Linked DNA regions of Mus musculus: regions 1 and 3 are each linked to region 2. The links are chromatin loops, found by intact Hi-C in ENCODE. Cell type or tissue: left cerebral cortex. All regions are shown on one strand. Each heading gives the region's core, and the rest is flanking DNA. Links, peaks and the distances in the headings are about the cores only.

What was found. A loop is a pair of places that touch in the nucleus more often than their neighbours do. Peaks named below come from ENCODE experiments on the same cell type or tissue, not always from the same donor. Only the 100,000 strongest peaks of a DNase experiment are listed, where the experiment ranks them.
Region 1: a loop joins it to region 2, with 2.7 times the contacts of the local background. A loop is called at or near these places in 2 of 42 quality-filtered maps.
Region 3: it touches region 2 in a loop (2.7-fold over the local background); 2 of 42 quality-filtered maps call a loop at or near these places.

What each region holds. Positions count from the first base shown.
Region 1 is chr19:44,926,325-44,934,681 of GRCm38, forward strand. Slf2 (SMC5-SMC6 complex localization factor 2) reads left to right here and starts at 4,795. Exons shown (of 20, transcript NM_001081225.2): 1 at 4,795-5,126; 2 at 7,788-7,831. The coding sequence starts at 4,987. In left cerebral cortex, for the core only: a CTCF peak has its summit at 4,725; DNase peaks (open chromatin) are centred at 4,739 and 5,271; H3K4me3 peaks cover 2,740 bases; H3K27ac peaks cover 1,541 bases.
Region 2 is chr19:44,130,911-44,139,267 of GRCm38, forward strand. Cwf19l1 (CWF19-like 1, cell cycle control (S. pombe)) reads right to left here and starts at 4,966. Exons shown (of 14, transcript NM_001081077.1): 1 at 4,856-4,966; 2 at 2,090-2,174; 3 at 1,176-1,254; 4 at 502-603. The coding sequence starts at 4,878. It overlaps Bloc1s2 (biogenesis of lysosomal organelles complex-1, subunit 2), which reads right to left. Exons shown (of 5, transcript NM_028607.1): 5 at 8,336-8,357. In left cerebral cortex, for the core only: no CTCF peak of the experiment used is centred there; DNase peaks (open chromatin) are centred at 4,936 and 5,418; H3K4me3 peaks cover 1,845 bases; H3K27ac peaks cover 692 bases.
Region 3 is chr19:44,944,504-44,952,860 of GRCm38, forward strand. Slf2 (SMC5-SMC6 complex localization factor 2) reads left to right here. Exons shown (of 20, transcript NM_001081225.2): 7 at 3,427-3,549; 8 at 4,469-4,636; 9 at 7,566-7,668. Gm25482 (a small nuclear RNA gene) reads left to right here and starts at 519; the gene lies at 519-625. In left cerebral cortex, for the core only: no CTCF peak of the experiment used is centred there; a DNase peak (open chromatin) is centred at 3,207.

The DNA of each region.
Region 1 (8,357 bases), core at 2,247-7,246, 800 kb after region 2:
AGAACCAGTCTCTCCCAGTATATTCAGTGAAACGTACAGGGCTTTCTCCCTGTCCGCAAGTCAGCATTCAGTTCTTCAGGAAAGACAATCAGCTCTGAGCTCATGAACCATGTGTACTGCACCGGCATTCTCTACCCCATCCTCAGGTAGCAGTCGTTATTGTTTTAATGTAGTCTGTGACTCATCACTTAGTTTTCAAATCCTCTAATGGCTCGCTAAGCATGCGTGAGAAATGCCTGCCTGCAGGCTGGCATCTCTAAAACCAATTATTCCCCCGACTTTGTTTTACGTTTTTAGATGGACAAATAGACTAGCACTGTAGAAATCTGAACTCTACTCCTCCTTCCTATATGCATACACACAAACATAGGTATATATATTACAAAGGGGAAAAAGCCCATAGAAAGTGTGTGCGTGTGTGCATACGTGTGCTGTGTAGTTACATGTTAAAGCCAGAATAGCTGTGATGACTCACAATCCTGGTTCTTAAGAGGTAGAGGCGGAAGGATTGAGGAGATGATCTATCTAGTGAATTTAACAATGGCAGAAACTGTTAGCTATGTCGAAAATTACAAGCCTGCTTCTAATATCTGGGTTTTGAAACATTCCACGGTGGAGTAAGATGACGTAGGGGTCCTTGGCTTCAGGTTTTGCGGTTTTGCTACTCAGTTCCTAGGAAGTTTGCATTGCTTGGCATTATATTAAATTTGGCATCTCCCAGGTAGCCCCTGAAGCTAAACTGGTGCTTTTCCAACACGTTTGCTCAGCCCTGCTGAGTTCAACATCTGTTTACAAAGGTGGTTTTTCCCTTTCTTCCTTCCTTCCTTTCTGTCTTTCTCTCTTTCTTCCTTTCTCTCTCTCTTTCTTCCTTTCTTTCTCTCTCTCTTTCTTTCTTTCTTTCTTTCTTTCTCTCTCTCTCTCTCTCTCTCTCTCTCTCTCTCTCTCTCTCTCTCCCTCTTTCTTTCTTTCTCTCTCTCTTTTTGACTGAGACTTGAGCCATGGTGAGCTCACCTTCCCTTCTGTGGTCTGTTTTTTCTCTGTCAGGCTTTCAAGTTAATTATTTCCTGTTTCTGTGAGTCTGTTCCTTATCCCACCTCTCAGACCACCCTCCACACATTCCTACCCCCATCCATTCCCCAGCACATGGGCCTTTGTCTCTTGGCCTGCCCTTGAGTACCCTCTGAGAGTCTTGGAGTTAATTTCGAAGTATAGCAATCTCAACACAAAAACATGCCTTTCTTGTAAAAGCCAGAAGTTGTGTCCCAGGTTTTCAGCTTTTTAGCAAGTCTTTGTTATGTCCCAATAGTCTCTAGTCTCTTAATGCCTGAGTCTGAGGTACTATGAGAGATCTTGCCCTGTTGGAGGTCTCAGGCATCCTCTCAGGACTCCCACCCTGAGCCTGCCTGTCCTAAGGAGTTGTTCCATTGTTCACGCAACAGTGTTGCCCTTGGTATCTCTCCCGTTCATTCCCTCTCATCAATATCAGAGCCTGCTGGCTTCCTGTAATGCAGGTACAGTGGGCTGAATTGTAGCTCAAAATACTTTCTGTACAGAAGAAGCCCCTGGGTGGGCGGGGCTAGCGATTTGGTTCAGAGTACTAGCTGCTCTTTCAGAGTTCAATTCCCAGAACCCACAAGGTAGCTCACAACTGTCGCTAACTCCAGTTCTAGGGGATCCAGTGCTGCCTTCTTGCCTCTATAAGCACCAGCCTTGCAAGTGAACGCACAGACAGAATACCCACACATATAAAGTAAGTAATTTTTAAAAAGCCACTCCAGGTCCCAGGACTTGGCTTCCTTTCCGTTGCTCAGAAATCTCACCAAAGCAGCCTTTTACAGACAAGTCTTCCTTTCCCCAGCTTCTTCTTCCAGCGCTGCCTGGGGATTTGCTTTCGCTCTCTCACCTAGACTCCAGGACACTGTTTATCATCATGTCCCCTAGCAGTACCTCGGCTTTTCTCTCCTGTCTTCTCACCCCATGAGAGTGCACAGGAGCTCTTCTGGCAGCTTTTACGGTTTCCTGGCCACCTATTTCCAGTCCGATAAGAAGTAAAGGAGGAAGAAAGCCAAAACTGACAAGCTCCCACGAAGCCAGGAATAGCTTAGGAGCATGTGCTTGCCTCACATGCATGCATGAGACCCAGAATTCCAGCCCCAGTGCCTCAAAGAGATACTGACTATAGGTTAGAGTATAAGTGTTTGTGCGTAGTGTATACGTACACACTTAAAGTGAAAACCTGAGTCTAAACACAAAGCAGGGGTTCAACTCTCTTTGAAGGAAAGGGGAGTCTGAGGCTCCAGCCATCTCTATGTTCAGTGCAGCTCAGCCGGCAACTCAAATCTATATGTTCTCCCCGTGCAGCTCAAACAAAGAGAAGCCTTGATGGATATTGAGGATTTGGGCAACTACCTCCCAGTTAAGAAGAGATTTTTTTTTTTTTAAATCGTGCTTTCATTATGACTCCATCTCCGTTTATTGATCAAGGGATTTCTTGCCTCACTTAACTCTGTAATCTGCTGATCAGATTAAGAAAATGTGAAAACTATTGTTTGGCAGCAGGAGCAGAGACCTAAAAGTGACACTTGAGAGGCGGGAGACTCAGATACTATAATTCAAGAAGAGTGACTAATTGATCATGCAGACCATGTTCTTATGCTTTCTTTATTCTTTTTATGCGCTGAGTGTGGAATGGAACAAATCAGATTAAAAGTTTTGTGGCTAGGACTGTTTGGGAGTTCCTAGTGTAGAAATAGCCAGCACAAAGTCATCGAAGGGCCAGGAAATAATCTGCACTAAAAGGCATAAACATATTCAACATAGTTTTGTCACTTACTGTGTTCTTTTCAAATGTAAGGACTAAAAGCAGTGTAGTGAATTCTCAGTTGCAAGCTGCCCTGGGTTTGAGTGTTTCTTCTCTCACATTGTTACTACCTGGTATACAGCTGCGAGTTCTGGAGAGACCCGTGGTTCCTCTTTACCTCCTACCTGCCAGCCTATTGGTCACTTTATTCTCGTTAATTCTTCCTCTTGAGGGATACCAGGAAAGAGAAAAGGGGTGAATTTCAGGTCAGTCTAGTGTGCTTAGCAACAGAAGCAATTCAATCTCAGTACAATAAATTTGGAAGACCTGTTCAATTTTTTTGTGTGTGTCATTTAGGAATTTGCTCCAGCCAAGTGAGGGAACATTCCTCTCAGTTAGAGCCTGGACATTTTTGAGATTGATAGGATTTGTTTTCTTTTCTTTTTTTTTTTTTTTAGTTCCTTTGAGACAGGATCTTGCTACATAGTCAAGGCTGGACTCAATGTCTATTTCTTTCTCTCTTTAAAAAGATATCTTTTATTGCATTCATTTCGTGTGTGTATACGCTGACAGACGTCATAGGATAGCTCACCGCACTGAATCAGTTCTCTCCTTCTGCCATGTGGTCCTGGGTCATGAAAGCAAGTTCCTTTATACCATGAACTATCAGCACAGCCGCGGCCTTCTCTCTTGACCCTCCACCTCCGTCTCCCAAGTACTAGGATTACAATAGGATTACAAGCCTTCCCTAAAAAAAAAAAAAAAACTGGCCGGGTACTGCAGGAAATCTGAAGCCCAAAGGAAAGAGAATCTTGTATTTGTACCAATTACACGAGAGAATCTAAACCTGTTTACATTGCTGGGTTTTATTACTTAAAATTACCCAGAGAAGATGGGCAGTGGTGGCCCACGCCTTTAATCCCAGCATTTGGGAGGCAGAGACCGGCCATTTTTCTGAGTTCAAGGCCAGCCTGGTCTACAGTCAGTTCCAGGACAGCCAGGGCTATACAGAGAAACCCTGTGTGTGTGGGGGGGGGGGGGGGAAGTGGGGGGGACAAGGGAAATTACCCAGAGAAGTGAGTAACTATACCCATTCTATACACATGGGAAGTGAAGTTTTAAATTACTCTGACCAGTTCCTCGGTCTGCAAAAAAACCCAGCTGGAGAGATAGCTCAGTGGTTAAGAGTACTAGTTGCTACTTCCAGAGGTCCTGAGTTCAATTCCACCAACCCTAAGGTGGCTCACAACCTCATGCTCTATTGTCATTCAGGCATACATGCAAATTGAGCACCATATACATAAATAAAAACTTAAAGAAATCCAACCTAACAGCCTCTTCAAAGCACAAGTCCTTTACTGATAAGGAAAAGAAGTCTATGTGCTGCGACTTCATGGGGAAACCCATTAGAGACAAAACGCTTTGACAGAATAAAAATGTCTAATTCAATGACTGAGTGCTCCCCCGCCCCCTCCCTTACAAAACAAAACAAAACAAAACAAAAAAACGGAACAACTATATCACAGTATAGAAGATCCCTCACAGAACGGTCAAATCACATTATAAGAGAAGGAACAGAAAGGAAATGGTGACAGCATTTTGGCCTAAGATGCCAAAGTGACTATGAAATATTAGGGCAGCTGTAGCACAATCGTCACAAATGTTGGCCATCTTCACTACAGACAGCTGCAGGCTCGGTTTTACTTCTGCAAATCTCACCCCTAGCCCTCGATCAGGCGGCTGTCGCCAGCTGTCGTAACACCCGCCACTGCCTCTTCTTTCCCACTCCCACGCACCGGCCAAGGCCGCCGCGGCCCCGACGAGGAGGCGCGCGCCCCAGGCGCACGTGACGGGCCCGGGGAGGGCAGTTTTCAATCTCCCCTCCCCCTTCCAAAAAACCCGCCCTCTCCCGGCAGGCGGAGGCTTTCTATTGCGCTACCACCAGAGTGACCCTCAGGTCAGCCAATCGCGACGCGGCACCTCAAGAAAGGCCCGCCCCCTGATGGTCCTCAGGTTCCTTCCCGCTCACACCGGAGTCACTTCCGAAGAGAGAACCGCCATGAAGAGAGTAGGGGGTGCCGCCCACCTCTGCACCGACAGCCTCCCCGAGTCCCAGCAGCAAGACGGCAACCACGCACCCAGCTTCTCCAGCCACAGCTCATGCCGCCGTCGCCAGCGGCGCCGACATGACAAGGCGCTGCATGCCCGCTAGGCCAGGTTTCCCCTCATCCCCAGCCCCGGGGTCGTCGCCCCCGCGCTGCCATCTGAGACCCGGTAGTACCGCCCCTGCTGCAGCGGGAAAAAGAACAGAGAGTCCTGGGGACAGGTACAGTGCAGAGGGCTTGAGAAGGGGCCGGGTCGCGGGGGCACGGGTATAGGGGAGGACTACGGACGGCTGCTCTTCAGTTCCCGCCATCCTCAGCGAGCTCAGGCCTTGATGTTCTGGGGCCTGCAAGCCCTCGCCCCGCCTCCGCGCGGGGGCTTCTGGGAGTTGAAGTCTCCTTTTCTGTAGTTGAGGTGTTGCTTTTGGTCTAGTGACCACCAGCCTAGATGGCTGCGGAGAGCCCGCTTTAGGTAGAAGGTTGTTTTTCTCCTTTTCGAGCGCTTGCCCTGGGGCCCTCCCTTCTCGAAGCCTCTATTTAGATCGTTCTGATCCTGGTGGTTTCTTGAGTTTAATTATGTAAGATGTGATAAGGAAAACCCACGAATTACTTAATAGTACAGTGTACACGACCATTCATACTAAAAACATTTTTGGAATGCGCCTGTTTTCTCTTTGAGTGACTTTCTCCCTCACCAACAGACCTTTCTTTTTCTATTTCCTTTTTCTTCCTTTCTTTTTTTATATGGTAAGGATTTTCTGGGAGCTATGTAATGATGGAGAATTTCATCATATGACATCCTCTGACAATAAAACATTCAAATTATCTACGAACTTGGTACTGTCTTTTTTTTTTTTTTTTTAAGAATTGGTAACAGACGTTTTAAGTTTATGCTTTAATATTGTAGCACAGATTCACAATCCTTTATCTTAATTCTGAAGGACAGAAGGCTGTGAAAAACAACTATTTTCATTGCTTCCTACCACAGCCGCCTTGGCAGCCAAGCCAGGTTGATCAGAGCTAATATAAGGTTTGTGGGTGGTACTGAGTGTGAGTGTTGATAAGCTTTGCTGGAGAAATAGTAATATTTTGGCTACAGGTTGCAGCGCCAGATCCTGCTGGGGGCTGCACATAATACATTCAAGTTATTTCCCCTCCAAAATCCAATAAATTGAGAATTCTAACACGTTTGGTTCCAGCACTTTCAGATTAAAGGCTTGTAAAACTGTCATAATTTTTTTTAACCAGTTATACATAAGTAATGGATATTTCTGTGTGCTTGAACTTAGGAAACAATTATTTTACCTCTACAGAGTTCGTTTATAGTTTCATGGTTTACCAAAAGTCATTTTTCCATTCAGGTGTATTGGAGAGTAGTATTAGATTTAATACTTTAGGGGAAGGGTATGATGTTAATTTTTAGTAAAAATATAAGTATATCTTGGTTTTAATTTGCTGCTTCTGGGTTCTTTTGCACCTCTCCACTGCCAGAAATAGGCACATCATGTGTCTTCACTAGTATTTCTTCCTTTACTCAGTGGTAGAGTTAATTTACCTAATGTAATTGACTTTCTGTAAACAAATGCATGTATTCTCCCATAACCTGTCACTCATCATTTAGGTTCTCTCAACATACTGGTGGAGTCTAGGTAAACCAGGAAAGATGGTCACTGCTCTTCTAATGCTACCAGTAAAATGTACACTAGAGAAGGAGATCAGCCTTGGGTTTGGATTGCTCAGGCTGCCGTCTTGAGTACTGGCTCAGTGGAGGAATGTTCAGGGATACTGCTTGTTGGCTCTCTTTCAAACATGCATGAACAGATCAGAGTATAGGTTCAGGAAATAATTGTATGCCCATGTTAGTGTGTAGTAACCCGTACATATTATTAAAGCTGTTTGATTTTTTTTTTTACTTGTTAACTGTCCAATTTCCTTTTTATTTTACTTAGGTAGTATGATGCTTTTGTAAAAGTATCTTAAGTTTTGTTTTGTTTTAAGTATTTTACTTATTTTTTATGTGAATGAGTGGTTTTGGCTGCATGTATATTTGCACCATGTGTGTGCCTGGTGCTAGGAGACCAGAAGATGGCATCACATACCCCTGGAACTGGAGTTAGTCATTTGTGAATAGCCATCTGGGTGTGGGGAGCCCTGGCTTCTTTGCAAGAGCAACACATGTTCTTAACCACTGAGCCATCTCTTCGCCCCTTGAATCTTTGCTTTTTTGTTCTGTTTTATTTTGTTTTGTTTGATTTGCTTTTCAAGAAAAGGTCTCATTGTGTAGCCCTTACCAGGCCTAGAATTCACTCCATAGACCAGACTGGTCTCACATTTACATAGATACATCTGCCTTGTCTCCTGAGTACTGGAATTAAAAGGTGTGTGCTACTGCTCCTGGCTAATCTTAAGGAATCTTAGATCTTTAAGAAGAAAGTTTGAAACACAAGTTGTGGCTCATCCTAGCTTTTGCTGTTAGTTTAGGATCTTATAAAACATAAGAGATCAGTGTAAGAGTCACGGCTGATCCTCTCTACCTTTGCCTTGCATGTTCCTTTTCAGATCAACCCAATTGTTCTCTTTCCCATCTGCTGTTCTGCTCATGTTGCAAGTCTCTGTTAGACAGGTCTGTGATCTCTAGTATTTATCAGGTTTCTGTTTAAGTCTCAATTGTGTTTATAAACTTAGCAAAAAAATGGCTATATATTTTTTTAAATTTTCCCTTGTGGCTTAGCAAACTATGATTGACATTTTCAGTACTTGATTAGTTAAATAAGAAAGTGGAATTCAGCCCGTATTATATATCTAACACTCACGACTTGATCTAAAGTATTGAGGTTTGAATATTTGGTGTTGTGATGTCATATTAGCTGTGCTTTTATTTTCAGGAAACAGTCAATCATAGATTTCTTCAAGCCAGCTGCAAAACAAGGTATGCATGGTAATGTATTTTTGATGGGTTGTCTTAGAGAGCCTCCAGACTTTTGATTATACTGTTCAGGATTAAGAAATGTTTGTTATAATGAAAATGTGCTCAACAGTAAACCATCTCTTCTATAGTCTTTTTTTTTTTAAGATTTACTTTATGTATATGAGTACACACTATAGCTGTACATATGGTTGTGAGCCTTCATCTGATTGTTGGGAATTGAATTTAGGACCTCTGTTCACTCCCACTCCAGTCAACCCCACCTGCTCAGTCCCTGCTCGCTTTGGCTCAAAGATTTATTTATTATTCTACATAAGTACACCGTAGCTGTCTTCAGATGCACCAGAAGAGGGCATCAGATCTCATTACGGATGGTTGTGAGCCACCATGTGGTTGCTGGGATTTGAACTCAGGACCTTCAGAAGAGCAGTCAGTGTTCTTACCTGCTGAGCCATCTCAACAGCCCTCTACATTCTTAACATTAAAAAAATTCCAGCTTATAGTGCTTATATTATTTGTGTTCTCTAGT
Region 2 (8,357 bases), core at 2,661-7,660:
CAGCTTTGAGCTGGAATTAAGAGTATTCCTTAAAACAGAAAAAAAGACAAAAGGGATGAAAAACACAGTGATGGACACTAGAGACCTGAGCCACCAGAGCCTAGACTGAGCCTAGAGTAAAGCCAGTTAGAAGCCACATTATCAAGTAAGGCATAAGCATCCAGCAAGGTCAGTGTAAGGACGGAGTTTCTTTTATTTGAATGTAACGTATACCCTAAGTGCTTAAGGGACTGGTCACTCTGGTTGGCTGAAAAGGTGGTTGGTCCAGGGCTCAGGAACACAAGATTGAGGAGAAACAGAGAAACGTGAGGAATAAATATCACTGTCTAAAGGGCTCTAGACACAGACTGTGAGGAAAAATATTCCCCAAAGGGAAAAACAAAACAAAATGCTTATTCTCTCAAGTAGTAATGGCAGAAGAAGCCAGTCAAAACTTTTCCTGAGATTAATCTCTATTTTTTTCTTTTTACTAAATTCATTACAAAATTTTTTTTGACTTACCCAGGTAAGTGATGTTTTCAGCCAATTCACAGCCATCAGCACCCTGGAAATAGTTTGCTGTCTCCTCGTTATTGGCACCAAGCACATATGTCTGAATAGGAGCTAATGGGGAACAGACATGCCACCATATGGTTACTGGATCTGCTCTGAACACTGAGAAAGGTTTCCTCACAGGAAAAATAGTCATGGCAAAAGTCAAGAGCCTGTGCATTCCTTCCACAGCCAGCCTAAATGTGGAACACGCTCATCACCAAGGATTCCTAATCCAACCCCACGGCTTCACGACTAAGTGATGTCACCAGACCAAAGGAATGCCATCTCAAATGCTCAATGTGTGTGTGTGTGTATGTATGTATGTATATATATATATATATATATATATATATGCATTCTTTTCTGCTCAATGCAGAGTTTAAGAGGGACATAACTCCCTTTATTTTAACCATGTAGCCCAGGCTGGCCAGCCACAGATCTAGGATGCTCCTATCTTAGCCTTTCAAGTATTAGCATAATGCGCATGTGCTACCAAGACCAAGAGAGAAACTCCCCAAAAGCAGCTATGCCAGCCAAGAGAGAAATCTTCAGCAACTAATACGTGAGAAACGGCCCAACAGCAACCCCAGCCCCTGAGATTTTGTTAGAAGTCATGCATTAAACAACAGCAATTTCTCTACCTTTCTTGTTGCCGGTCTTATACTCCTCCCACTCAGCATCCTGGGCAGAGCCAAAAAAGTTTCCTACACACAACAGCAGCTAAAATGAGTTTTTTAAAGATATATGAGATTAAAACAAAACAAAAAAATTAAACATTACATTGACTGTAATATTCAGCTAATTACTCTATTTAATAGTCTCAAACCAAGTATTTCTTCATTAATTTAATTAACGATAATTCTATGAATTATTCAACTTCGATGCACTGTCTGTCAATCACTCCAAATTGAGGGTGGGGGGAAAGTGAAGGAAACGAGCTTTCAGAAGGCAGAACTTATGTGCTTTCCAAAGGTTCCCAAGGCCTCTCTATCCTCCTTCCTTGGAATACATAGCAGTGTTGAAACAGATGCAGAAGGAATCAGTCCGTGAAATACAAAACTTCAGTATTAGACTTCAGAACTACAGGGCAGAAGCCCACCACATGTGCTGCTGTGTTTACTTATCCCTCAACCCAACGCACAAGTCCTCCCTAACCCTACAGTCCTCCCGTGTCCTAGGGACTCATAGTCTACGTGGCAAGCACACACAACACTCATTCCTCATTCTTTCTTTGGTAAAGACCTGCACATCTGTTATCTGATTTGATCCAGAGCGCACACCCGTGAAGCAGACCTGGGCTTATCAGTCCAGGTGTCAGAACTGGCTAGCTCTGTTCAGTGTGTTTCTTTGCTTGTTTTTGGTTCAGTAAGAAAGTAATGAGATGAACAGTATAGACCGCCTCCCTCCTCCCATCAATCCACAGCTACTTAGTGTAATTAAGGATAAAAACCACAACCTAACAAAAAATGGGAAAGTCAGTCATAAAATTAACAAAGAATCAGTACTTTTAATGTTTGACTACAGTGTAAAATTTCAGTAAAAATGATCATCTTACATCAAAGTTTCCACTTTTCTTCTGAATTGTCCGAACTCTATTGAATAAAACATCAAACTTTCCTTCAACATCTCCACAGGCCAAGCTGCAAACAAGAGATAAACGTTATAGCAATTCAGGAAACACAAATGGATCTGCTAGGCTTGGTGTAAATGTACTCGTTTTTTTAGATTAGCGCTATGAACTAGTCCCAGCAGGTATCTTCTGACTTATGGTCAATATCAACTACTCTGAGCTACCAGGCAGACTTTTCTGAATATCTCACCAATACCTCTAACTCACCATATCTAAAAATCTGCTTTTCGTGTCTTCAAAATTGAGCCAACCTCTTCTGATTCTTAAATTTCGTGGATGGGTTTATCACCAACTTGGTCACTAAGAGTCAGCTAATTCCTTATTTAATCTAAGTCCAGGTGAGTCTCCAACCATGTTTCACACCCATTCTGTTCTCCTCACCTCCACAGCGTGTGCCTTGCTACACGGCTTCAGTCATCGTTCAGCAAACACCAACCGGACAACTACACTATGCAAAGCTCAATGGTCACATACTACCCTAAGAACACATTAGAATTACAGAAGCACTTGGACTCATGTAAAGCCTCAGAGAGTTTACAATAAGGGACGGGTGGCTCCAATCACAAGCATATATGGAAAAGGCTATGTTGTGAGGCAAGCATAGCATGTTACAGGGCAGGGAGGAGAAAATGACAAGCATGAAGGTTGATGAGGGGGACTGTCCCAAGTGGTGAAGTGACTTGCTCTAACATCTAAGTTCTGACTTGTACAATTCTGACTTACATCGTTTGTTTGTTTTCACTTTAGGGGAGGTATTGTATTGGGAGGGCGTATATGTGTCGGTGTTCATGTGAAGGTCAGAGAACCACTAAAGAGAGTTCCCTCTCTCCACCACGTGTGTCATCAGGGACTGTACTCAGGACACCAGGCATGGCAGGAAGTGCCACTACTCACTGGGCCATTTCACCAGCCCTTACTTACTTTTGTAACATCTTTTAACTCAAAATACTATAGACTCTATTGTCGTATATCTCTCTGTTCTTATTGTTCCTATCATTGAACAGTCTCAAGCAGCATAAGGATATGATTGTACATGTTTCATCAATACGTCTAATAACAGAAAAGGACGGTCTGGAGGAACAGTTAAACTACAATCAAAGTGCTAACCAAGGAAATGGCCAATGGAAACAGGGACGAGAAAAGCAGATGAGAAACTTAAAGTCTGAAGACAAGCTAAGTGGGGAAGCGGGATGGGAAATGAGGGAGAGGCAGGAACGGAGGGAAACAAATCTGAACAACTTAGAGGGAATGGCTGAGGCGGAGAAACCTACTTGATGTGGTTTGGAGGCAAGGTAGACTATATGGACCCCATAGTGCTTTCTCTGCTTCAGTTTAATGTTCCTTCCTAAAAACATTACACAGTGCCTCGTTTCCTGTAGAAAGAGTTTTCCTCCGGTTCTGGCCTGTCTTCCCAGTACTTTCTCTAAGTTTTCCTAACTAAACTCTCCCAAACTGCAGATTGATCACTCTGCCTCTGCTAGGCTCTAGGGAATTCTCTTTCCTAAGAGCCCCATTGTGCTCAACCTCAAGGCTTTTCCATCCATCAAGGCTGAGTCTCTGTAGCCTCCTGGTGGGCTGAGAAAGCCACTTTCTCAAAATCTCAGAAATCCATATACCATTTCAGAACAAATTCTGTCCTAACTATCATGCAGTATAATTTATTCTTTGAGAGCCTCTAACATCTTTTTGTTCCCTGTTGATTATCAATTCCTGACAGGTACAATCCATATTCACTCTCTGATCTGGGCCCCTTTTCAGCATTTTCTGATCCCAATGACTGAAGACAGAAATCTATGACCTTACAGTGGAGGTTTCTCACCATCAAAACATCACCAGGCCCTGTGAGTCCACCTGCTTAACAGACTATCCATTCCTGAACTTTCTCTCTGACATTGCTTTACCTAATGCTTGTTGCCTTCTACTTCGGCTCTTATTTGTTTCCCAACTTTCAAGCAGGATCACTTTCCATAACAAAAACTAGGTCACACTAAGGAGTTTTTAAACGTTTCAATGTCTTCTCTGAGTTAAATACAATAATATTTGCCAGAGTTAAATCCTCACTTTCAAAAAAAAAAAAAAATCCTCACTTTCTCATGAAAGCCTTAATTCCTTATACTAAGCCAAATATCGTTATTATATACCCTCCAGAACCATCAACCCTTTCTCTACATTTTCCGCATTCGTTAACACGTGTTATTCTAGTCTAGACTATCAGCTATCAAGGCGGGAACTGGTTTGTGCGACGCTTGTCCGCTGCTCAATACAATAGTCTTTCTAAATTAAGTCATGTCTTCGCTAACCGACCGCGCAAACAAAAGTACGCGAGGACAGGACAATGCTCATCTTGTCTGACAAAACCCATGCGTGCACCCCATGCCTGCAAGTATTTGGCTAATCAATACGTGCGACGCCGGGAGAAACGACAAGGAGATGGTGTGTCCCAGGCAGACTAGGCCTAAGGAAAAAGAAGTCCGGCTCATCAAGTTTTTAGTTCTGCCAGAGAGACTCTGAAGACACCAGGGCGAAATGAACTGGGAGGCGAGAACAGGAAGCCTCCACTCCGGCTCCCAGCAGCCCTGCGACCTCCCCTCCGTCTTCCCCTTCCGGTGTGGAGAAAGACCCCCCCACTCCTCCGCCCGCCTCTCTCCCTTTCTCCTATGTGCCTGAGTCTACCGATGCAAGGTCACTCACAGACGCAGTGGCTTCTGAGCCATCGGGAATGACAACCAGGGCTGGGACGGCCACCAAAGGCTAGAAACACGAACGCGCGCTCAAGGTTGGAACGCCGGGGCGCAGAAATATGACGTCACACCACTCAGCCAATAGAAATCACCTAGCTATGGGGCGTGTAGAGGGGTAAAAATCTCTCCGCGTTTATTTATTTATTTATTTATTTATTTATTTATTTATTTATTTATTTATATTTATTTATTTAAGGAAAGGTAACTGGAGTGAAAAGGATGGAGGAATTAAAATAGAAAAAAAATGTGTCTTATTTTGTTTGTTTTAGAAACATTTGGAATTATTGAACTGTGCGCCTGCGAGTTTGTATGGATCCCATGACTGCTAGCGCTCTTAAGATCTTTCCAACCCTGGCTGGGTTTTTTGTTTTTGTTTTAGTTTGTATTTGGGGGGAGGGGGACATGCTTGTGTGCATGCAGGTTCCTGTGGAAAGAATAGGAATCTTCTTCTATTGCTCCCAATCTTATTGAGTGAGATAGGGTATCATTTTAACCCAGAGTTCGTTGGATTAGACTAGTCTAGGAAGCCATATTGCCCAAAAGATCCCCTAATTCTGCTTCCTGAACGCTGGGATTCCCCGTGGGACCTGAAACTTACCTGTCTAGACTTACATGGGTACTAGGGATGCGAATTCCAGTCTTCATGATTTGTTATATGGGTGACTGAGACATCTCCCTAGCCCCTAAATTTTTTTTAACACATTGAAAGAATAGCTTCTATTCAGTGTATCGGCATGTCGCTACATTTTCTCTCTTGCTCACTTCTCCCCCAGTACCCAAACCCTGTCCTTCTCACTGAGTTATCTGAAAGCGAAGTGCAGACCTCAGTGTGCACCTCTCAAATACATAAAAATACCCTCCCTTAAGTTACCTTAATATTAGCACACTGAAAAAGAATTAAATTAATTCAGTAACAAGACCTAATGTACACAATGTTTAGTTCTCTGTAATTGATTGTATACATGGGGACTATTTTCATTCAGGGATTAAACAAATTTCACATTTTCATCGGGTCCTATCTCTAGTCTCTTTTTGCTTTGCTTTTGGTAAGTCGGTTTTTCTGAAGGGGCCAAGCCAACCAGCAACAGCCTGCTAAGGACCTGGAAAGGACTGTCCTGACAAGGAAAGAAACCCAAGTTACCAGAATCAAGTTGTTAAGAAAGAATCTCAAATCTCTAATTTTCTCACAATTTCTGCAGTGCTTTTGAGGGGGTTATTAAATCCTTTGCCTCATACATATTAATACCCCTGCTTTGTTGGTAACTTAAACCTTTTTCTTACTTTTTGGATGATACACTCCAGGAGTGGCTTTCAAGACTGAATCTTGAAGACAGATTTGCTAATATGAACAGCTATATGATTTCAGAGATGAGAAAACAACAGTAAAATATGAAAATGTGTCTGTGAAATTTGCCTGTATTATTGTTGCAACTTTCCTATAGGATCAAATCAATTCTAAAAATAAAAATGTATCCATAGAGATGGCTTACTACACTGTAAGTGTAGGAATAACAAGATTATATATATATATATATATATATATATATATACACATACACACATATGTGTGTATATATATATGTATATGTGTATATATGTATGTGTGTATATATATGTGTCTGTGTGTATATGTATGTGTGTGTATGTGTGTGTGTATATATATATATGTATATATATATCAGCCTCTTTTTTAAAAGATTTATTTATTTCATGTGTGTACACTGTTGCTGTCTTCAGACTCACCAGAAAAGGGTGTCGGATCCCATTACAGATGGTTGTGAGCTACCATATGGTTGCTGGGAATTCAACTCAGGACCTCTGGAAGAGCAGTCAGTGCTCTAACCGCTGAACCATCTCACCAGCCTAAGATACACATATCTTTAAGTAGGACCCTTGTATACATTTAAGAATTTTAGTTTTGGGGGCTGGAGAGATGTATCCTCCATGGTTAAGAGCACTTTGCTCTTCCAAAGGATCTGGGTTTCATTCCTAGGACCCACATGGTGGTTCAGTAATTCTAGTTCCAGGGATGCCACATCCTCTTCTGACCTCCATAGACACCAGGCACACACACAATGCACACATATACATGCAGACAAAGCATGCACATATATCATATTTAAATGAAAGGCCCGTTACAGACCGGAGAAGTAAGGATAAATGATTACAGTCTATAACAGCCAGAAGAGGCAGAAGGAGAAGAAGCAACCTCTTGGTATCCTACTTAGTCACTGTTCTAATGCTTGGAAGAGACACCATCACTGAGGCAACTCTCATAAAGAAGGCCTTGAACTTGGGGCTACTTTCAGAGGTTCAGTCCATTATCATCATGGCAGGAAGCATGGCAGCCTGTAGGCAGACATGGTGCTGGTGTAGATGAGAACTACTTCCTGATCCATTGGGAATCACTGGGCTTGGCATGGACTTTTGAAAGCTTAAAACCACCTCCAACTGACACACTTTCTCCATGGCCACACCCTCTAACCCTTCTAATCCTTTCAAATAGTGCTACTCTCTCTGAGGGCTCAAATCGATGAGGCTATATGGGCCATTCTTAATCAAACTACCATACTTGGGAATGGCATGCAGAACATTAGGCACCTTGCTAGGTGACAGCATGCTGCTGTAGATAAGGTTAGGATGCCTCCCAATCCAACCAACTTTGTATTAACCCGTCATCCATCTGATGTCTTTAGTTCTCCGAAATTCCTCTCACCCCATACATACAATAGGAAATATGTCACAAAATGCTTTATGTATGACTGTTGCTCCCTGCCTTCCCACCTAACACACAGGCACACATACACATTGTGTTTGCCACATTTCCAGAACAGATGTAAACATGTCATCTCACCCCCACACATCTGCCTCAAGTAGAAAGAAAGAAGAAACTGAGCCTGGTGGCCCAGGTCAATGAGCTCAGCTTTCGAGGAGGCTGAAGCAGGAAGGTTGCCAATTTGAAGCCTACTGAAGTCCTTAGAGCAGTGCTCCTCAGCCTTCCTGACATTGAGACCTTTAACACAGTTAGCTCCTCAGGTAGTGACCCCCAACCATAGTTATTACATTACTACTTTATAACTGTAATTTTGCTGCTGTTATGAATCATAATCTGTTATACAGGAGGATATTGATCGACAGGTTGAGGGCCACTGCCTTGAAGCCCTAGGTTCAGAATAAAAAGTGAAAGGGCTAGGGAAAGAGTTCCCTGGTGGAGCGCTTGTCCTGCACATTCAAGGCCGAGGTTCAGTCCCTGATTGGAGGAAGGCTCGGGTTACGAAATTATTGAAATACTCCTTTCACTCCTTCTGCTCAGCCTTTAAGCCTTGGCTTAGAATTGTTTCATGACTTTCTGTTATTGGCAGTTATGGAAAGGCAAATTATCACCACACAGATAGTAATAAGTTGCAAAACAAAAACCAAAAAACCCACATTTGTTTTGTTTTCCTTTTTAA
Region 3 (8,357 bases), core at 1,323-6,322, 810 kb after region 2:
TTGGCAAATCACCATTTGTATTTTTCTTCCTGTTCCTATGAAGTTGACTACTCTAGATATTTCATGTGAGATCATTTATTGGTTTCCTTATTATATCTAGAGCATTGTAATTAGCATAATATCTTCATTGTTTGTAGTGAAGGTTGGGTCAGAGTTTCCTTCTTGAGGTTGACTGTTCCATCTTACATGCCACATTTTGTTCATTTATACATTAGTGGCCACTTGGGCAGTGTCTACTTTTCAGCTGTTATAGGAAAAAATGCTATGGTGATTTGTATATTTTGAGTCTGGGCCCACACCAGGACTTACTGAACTTGAGGTGATTGTTGGGGTTTGGGACAAACGCCACGCTGACTTTTGCAGCAAGAGCAACATTGTACATGACCGTCTGCAGTGCATGGGGGTCTCTGTTCTCCACATTTCTTTCAGCACTTGCTCTTCATTTTGGAGTAATGTCTATTGAGAGCCTTTGCCGGGTTTTTATTGTTAGCACAGAAGTAGGACCTTGGTGTTTATGTTTGCTCACTTCAGCAGCATGTATATTAAAATTGGAACAATACAGGAAGATTAGCTTGACCCCCTGTACAAGGATGATAAGCAGACTCATGAAGCATTCCATAATTTAAAAATTAGCTACATTTAACTCTCAAAAAACTCAGTTTTCATAGAATATGGATATAAACTGCTCTAAGGAACCATGGTTATTTAATCTTTTTTATAAATAAATTGATTTCACTTAAACATTTTAAAATCCAAACTCCCCCCTACCCCCACCCCGACAGGGTTTCTCTGTGTAGCCCTGGCTGTCCTGGAACTCACTTTGTAGTCCAGGCTGGCCTTGAACTCAGAAATCCACCTGCCTCTGCCTCCCAAGTGCTGGGATTACAGGCGTGTGCCACCACTGCCCGGCTACATTTTTTTTTTAATGTTTACCAATTTCAGACATTTTGTACTGTTTTCTTAGGCTGGGGGAAGGGTTATTTGCTTAATTAAGTATGCTCTCAGTGGATTGTTATGGCTGGGCTCAAAGATTGGATTCTTCTGCTCAGTCTCCCCAAATTTTGGGATTACAGGTGTCTACCACCATGCCTAACACTAAGAACAAGTTTGAAACCAAGATAACCATGTTTTTTGTGTCATGTTAATCTTTGGAGGAAATAGTTCAAAATGATAAGCAGCCGACTTGATACACGTCAAGAAATTGAGGGTCATGATTTCCCAGTGACAGTCATGTGACTAGCTGAATGTATTGTCCGTTGTAACTCAGGGACTTGGGAATCTGAGTCAGGAAGAGTGCCACGAATTCAGTGTCTTATCTCAATAAATAAATGGCCAGAGAGACGGTTCAGTGGGTAAAAGCACTCGCTGAGCTTAACATCCAGAGCTCAGTCCCTAAGACTTGGATGGAGAAAGGAAAGAACTGACTCTTGAGTCATCCTCTGGCTTACACTCATACACGAGAGTGCGTGTGCACACACACGCACACACGCATGCTCATGTGCACATGGAAGTAAATGTAATTTTGTTTGTTTACTTTTAGTTTTTTGAAGTAGGGTCTCACTATGTAGCTCTGGCTGTCTTAGAACTCACCATGTAGATCCTGCTCAAACTCTACCTTCCTCTGCCTCCTGAGTTCTGGGGTTAAAGGCATGCTCCACTGTGCCTAGCTTAAATATAATTATAATAATTAAAACACAAATAAAAGTTTTAAACAATGGGCCTAGAGATATGGCTCAGTGACTAAGAATAATTGCTGTGCTTCAAAAGGGCCTGAGTTTATTTCCCAAAACCCAAGTCTGGTGTCTCACAACCAACCGTCTGTGCCTGCAGCTCTGGGAGCTTCAACACCCTCTTCTGGCTTCCATGGAAACACACACACATAGGTGGGACACATAATCACACATACACATAAATTAAGCTTTGAGTTAAAAAATTATGTGTGTGGTTGCAGACTTACTGTTAATGATACCAGAACAGTACATCTAGTCATGTACCGACCCAGAAAACTTCATTTAAAGTTTAGCTGTTGACTGGAGCCGCTGAGATGGTTCAGTGGGTAAAAGCACTTGCCACCGAAACCTGATGACGTGAGTTCAGTCTTGAGAATCCCCATGGTAGAAGGAGGAACAGATCCCTGTAGGTTGACCTCTGGCCTTCAAGCATACAGTGAGACATAGTTGTCAACAACCTCCATGACCATAACACATAAATAAGTTGGTAAGCAAATAAATGTTTCTTTAAAAAGCTGGTCAGGGGGCTGGAGAAATGGCTCCTTGATAAAGAATACTTGCTGTTCTTGCAGAGGACTACCATTGAGTTGCCAGCATCCACATTGGACAACTCTTTTTATAGCTCCAGCTCCAGGGGTATCTGACATGTTTTTCTAGCCACCACAGCCACGCCCACAACCAGTAAAAAAATCAATTTTTAAGTAACTTTAAAAGGAAGTTTAGATAACTGAATTACATAGAAGTTACAAATTTTAACCTTGTTAAACATGACTATAGGAAATCTTCAGATGTTTAGGTTAAAAGTTTTTTCCCTCTGAATTTAGAGAAATTGTTTAAAATTAAGCATTGCTACATGTGGTCACACACACAAACACACACCAACACTTAAATTGAGGCATGAAGATCTCAAGTTTATTGATCATTTATTTCCCTTTAATCTCACCAAGAGTTGTGGTTTGGTGTTCCATAGTAAGTGCTCAATAAGTGTTACATGTGGTACTGATAATAATCATGTGACCATGATGAAAACAAAAACCTAACATTATCAGGGCGTTAGTCTACAAGATGTCAGTGAGTATTAAAGATTAGAGAACATAATCAAATTTGGTCTTTTTTTTTTTTTTTTTTTTCTATTTCTGGTTTGGATAGGTCATTCTTAAATTTCTAGTTGTAAAGAAATACCCGAAGGGCTGGAGAGATGGCTCAGTGATTAAGAGCACTGGTTCCTCTTCCAGAGGTCCCATGTTTGATTCTCAGCACCCATGATTGCTCACAATCATTTGTGACTCTAGTGCCAGGAAATCCAACACCCTTTGCTGGCCTCTGTGGGTACTGCACAAACATGCATTTAGGCAAAACACATAAAATAAAACTTAAAAAAAAATAACGTAATATATTTTGGGTATGTGATTTACCCTATATTATAACATAACTTGTTATATAACAGTACTTGGTGAGAGTTTTTCTTGGTGCAGCTTTTAGATCACAGCAAAAGCTGTCTATTTTTAAATAAATCATAGGCCTGGTCTAGTGTGCATGCCTTTACTCCCAGTACTCAGAAGGCAGATGGATCTCTGAATTAAGGCCAGGCTGGTCTATATAGAGAGTTCTAGAACTATATAGAGAGACCCTGTCTCAAGAATGAATGAATAAATAAATATGGATTGTTTATTGTGACATTCTTTTCAATTTTCAGGCTAGATGAACTACAGAAGAAGCTACAGGAAGACATAAGACAAGGCCGTGGCATTAAATCTCCTCTCAGAACTGGCGATCAGGATAGTACAGATGATGGTGATGGCCTCTTGGAAGAACACAGGTAGTGTCTTTTTAAATTATATAATCTTCTGGTACTGTTTTGCCATTTCTTAAATTTGATTTTATAAAACAGCTGACCTTTGGCTGGCTGCTTAGTGACTGAGATACACTTGCGTTTTGCTGAAAGGCCAACATTAAAACCAAGTTACAGCCTAAGTGTTAGCACTGAGAGACTCAGTGATTTTCACTACTGAAAGTGTGAAATGTGTAGCCATAAGAAGCGCAAAACACTCTCTGAGACAGGATTCTTCTGTATAAGAACCCTGGCTGGCCTGGAATTCTCTTCAGACCAGAGATCCACTTGCCTCTGCCTCTAGAATGCTGGGACCAAAGTCATGCAGCACCATACCTGGCTAAAATACTAAGTCAGTCGTACAGTTGGAAATTAACACTTTACCTGCTGAGCCATCTCCTCAGCCTGAGTTAATCCATCTTTAAAGTGTATAATATGCTAAAATTTTCACTGGGCCTGTCCTGTTAGCAAATGTCATTAATTCCAGCGCCCGGGAGGCAGAGACAGACAGATCTCTGAATTTGAGGCCAGTCTGGTCTACAGAGCAAGTTTCAGGACAGGACTGCACAGAGAAACTCTGTCTCAAAAAAAAGCACACACAAGGGCTGGAGAGATGGCTCAGCGGTTCAGAGCACTGACTGCTCTTCCAGAGGTCCTGAGTTTAATTCCCAGCAACTACATGGTGGCTCACAACCATCTGTAATGGGATCTGATGCCTTCTTCTGGTGTGTCTGAAGACAGCAACAGTGTACTCATATACATAAAATAAATAGATAAATGGGGGGGGGAAAAAAAGCTCACACAAATGCTGATTCTTCAGAGTTTGCCAAGTGTTTTGCCTTCATATTTTAAGTACAAAATCATGTGTGTCCTAACTCTTTGATATTCAATGATCCTTGTATTTCAGGGAATTTCTAAAGAAATTTTCAGTTACAGTTGATGCTATTCCTGATCATCATCCAGGTGAAGAAATATTTAATTTCCTCAATTCTGGAAAAATTTTCAATCAGTATACCTTAGATTTAAGAGACTCTGGTTTTATTGGAGAAAGTGCTGTGGAAAAGCTTATTCTCAAGTAAGTAAATCATAAATGTTTGGATTTTTTTTCCCTGTATAAAAATTTGTTCTAAGGGCTGGAAAGATAGCTCAATGGTTAAGAGCACTTAACTGCTCTTGCAGAGGACCCAGGTTCAATTCCCCACACCTGCATGGTAGCTCACAACGCTACATAACTCCAGTTCCCAAGGATTGACATTGTTCTGACCCTGCAGACACCAGACATGCATGCAGGTATACTAGTCAGGTGCCCTAGAGTGGTGTAGCCTGTGAGGCGTGACCCCTTTAGGAATCACCTAAGACCATTGGATAACACAGGTAGTAAAACTAGAGTTATGAGTAGCTACAAGGGTGACTTTATGGTTGGGGTCACTATACCTTGGGGGACTGTATTAAAAGGTCACAGCACTAGGAAGGTTGAGAACCATTGGTCTAGAGGAACAGAACTTGTAACGTGAATCTGTAGGTATAGAAAGGGGATTTGGTAAAATGGTTTACAGGCTATGATCTGGCTACTCCAACAATGGCTGTCTACAAAAGGAAGGTTCAGAAGTCCAGTTATTCAATCCAAGAGGTTGGATGTCTCAGCTGGTCTTCAGCATACTCTGGAATTCCAAAGCAGTAAGCTTTAATGCCAGTGAGTGAAAGACCTTCCTAGGAAAACACGACCGGGGGTGGGCGGCGGAGGCAGGGGAGGTGTAATCATTCTTCCTCTATGTCCTTTATAGAGGCCGGGAGGGAGGGAGAACCCAAACCTTTATCTAATCCCAGCGCTGGGGAGGCAGAGGCAGGCGAATCTCTGAGGTGGAGGCTGGTGTCATCTACAGAATGAGGTGCAAGTCAGGCAGGGTTGCACAGAGAAATCCTTTTTCAAGCAAGAAAAAGAAATAGGTCTTCCTACTTCAAATGATCTTATTGGGGGGGGGGGGGGATTCCAAATGGGGCTGGAAAGATGGCTCAGCAGCTAAGAGAATTCATTGGCTGTTCTTCCAGAGAACCCAGGTTCAATTCCCAGTACCCATGTAGCAGCTCCCAACTGTCTTAACTCTAGTTCTAGGAGATCTGGCACCCGTACATAGACATATTCATGTAGGTAAAACACCAGTGCACATGAAAATAAATAAGTCTTTAAAAAACAAAACGTGCCGGGCAGTGGTGGCACACGCCTTTAATCCCAGCACTTGGGAGGCAGAGGCAGGTGGATTTCTGAGTTCGAGGCCAGCCTGGTCTACAAAGTGAGTTCCAGGACAGCCAGGGCTATATAGAAAAACCCTATCTCGAAAACAAACAAAACAAACAAACATAAAAAAACCCTCATGGGTATGCCCAGTCATTTGGGTTTTAGTTAATTCCATGTATAGTCAAACTGACAACCATCACAGAGGCAAAATACTTAAACACATAAAATCTTTTTTTCCAAAAGTTGCTCTTTAAAAGTATTTGATTGGGCTGGAGAGATGGCTCAGCAGTTAAGAGCACTGACTGCTCTTCCAGAGGTTCTGAGTTCAAATCCCAGCAACCACATGGTGGCTCACAACCATCTGTAACAAAGATCCAATGCCTTCTGGAGTGTCTGAAGACAGTGACAGTGTACTCACATACATGAAATGAATAAATCTTTAAAAAAAAAAAAGAGAGAGAGAGAGAGAGAGCCAGGTGTGGTGGCTCACACCTTTAATTCCAGCACTTAGGAGGAAGAGGCAGGCGGATTTCTGAGTTTGAGGCCAGCCTGGTCTACAGAGTGAGTTCCAGGACAGCCAGGGCTACACAGAGAAACCCTGTCTTGAACCCCACCCCCCCCAAAAAAAAAAAAAAGTTTTTGATTAGGGCCCAGTAAAAATCTGCCGCTGCCTTCCAGGTGTCAGCTTAGATTTTCCTGCTCTTTACAGTGCTAGAAATAAAACCAAAGGCCTTAAGCGTATACGTCCCATACTTTTCTCAGCTAGGATTAAATTCAGGTGGGATTTCTGGGGCTGCAGCTTGGTTGGTAGTGATTATGTAGACATGCAGAGCCCTGGGTTTGTCCTTCAGCGCCACGTAAACCAGATGTGGGGGCACACACTGGGTCAGTAGAAGTGAAAAGAAACTTTCCAGGTCATCTTCAGTTCTGAGGCCTGCCTGTGCTACAAGAGATACCAGCTCAAAGTGGAGAGCTGAGTATGTAAATCCAGCCGCGAAAGTTCACTGTAACCCTAGAGTTGCTAGGGCAGGAAGATCACAAGTTTGGAGTCCCCCTGAGCCTACAGAGCAGGGCCTTTTCTCCAAAAACATATTCTCAGTACCGCAAAAGGAAAGGGACAGTGGTGACAACAGTAATAACAGTGGCTGTCAGAATCGCTGGGCTTGACCAGGGTTTGTTTTACTTCATGGCTAAGGAGTCCTGGCTCTGGTCTGTTGTTTTTGCCACTTGTTGTACGGCAGTGCTAGCTTCCTGTTAAGAAAGAACAGGCGGCCTGGGCTTGCTTGAGCTTGTGGCTGATTGGGTGGACTTCTGTCAGCAGTGCCACGTAGAGCAAGTGATTTTGTTTGCCCGGCTAAAAGTCAGAATTTAGGTTGAGAAAGATTGAGAAAGATAAAAAGAGATGCTGAGGTGGACAGCTCTTAGGCTCTAGTCATTCTAGACTAGGATCATTGTTCTGGGGGTGCGGCATTTCAGGTGTATGAAGACCGTGTGGATTCTGGTGCTGAGCTGTAGGAAGTTCAGCCCTAAGCTGACGAAAGCTCATGTCCTCTGAGTACTGCATACAAATGTGACTTTACCCACAGAGGGGTGTAGGGCCCACAGAGTGAATCAGATCACCATCAGTTATGTGAAACCTGTTCCATGTTAGTGTGGAATCCATTTCCATCGACTGAAGTTTGCTTACTCATTTCTCTGATTATGTCGAATGTGTTTGTGCTAGAGGTTTTGTTTCCATGGGTAACAATCACTGATTTTCTGTTTCCAGATCAGGAAAAACAGATCAGATTTTTTTGACAACACAAGGCTTCCTTACCACTGCATATCACTACGTCCAATGTCCTGTACCTGTGTTAAAGTGGCTGTTTCGGGTAAGAGAATTATTTGGGGCTTATAGCAGGTACCTACTGTATTCTCTACTCCGTAAACTCCTAAGGTCTAGCAAAATGGCTCAGGAGTGAAGGAATTTACCACCAAGCCTCACAACCTCAGTTCAATGCCCAGGCCCCACATGGTACAAGGTAAGAACCACCTTAAGAAAGTTAGGCTGTGGTCTCCGCTTAGATCATGCACGTCCCCATACACACCAAATAGATAGAGAAATGACGTTTATGAATGTCCTGGTACTCCCTATTCGTACATGTCTAAGTGTGAGAATGTGTGTGAGCACGGGCACCTATGGAGGCCAGAGGTGTCAGATCCCTTGAAGCTGGCATTACAGGTGACTGAGTCACCAGACATGAATGCCAAGAACTGAATTCTAGTTCTCTATGAGAGCAGTACAAGATCTTACTCTTAACCTCTTAGCCATGTTGACAACCCCCATGCATTTATATTTTTATGCAAAGTCAACTGAATGTTTCTCTTCCATGTCTGTATTTAATACTTAAATTCATTTATATGTCTTTGTTTCTGTTTAAATGATGAAGAAAATATATATTGCTTTGGTGTTCCTCTAAATATGTTAGATATGAATGTAGATGTTTATTGCTCTGGACATATCAAGAAGATGGTAATTTAGTATTTGGTAATTTAGTATTTAATATAGTGGATTTTGGCA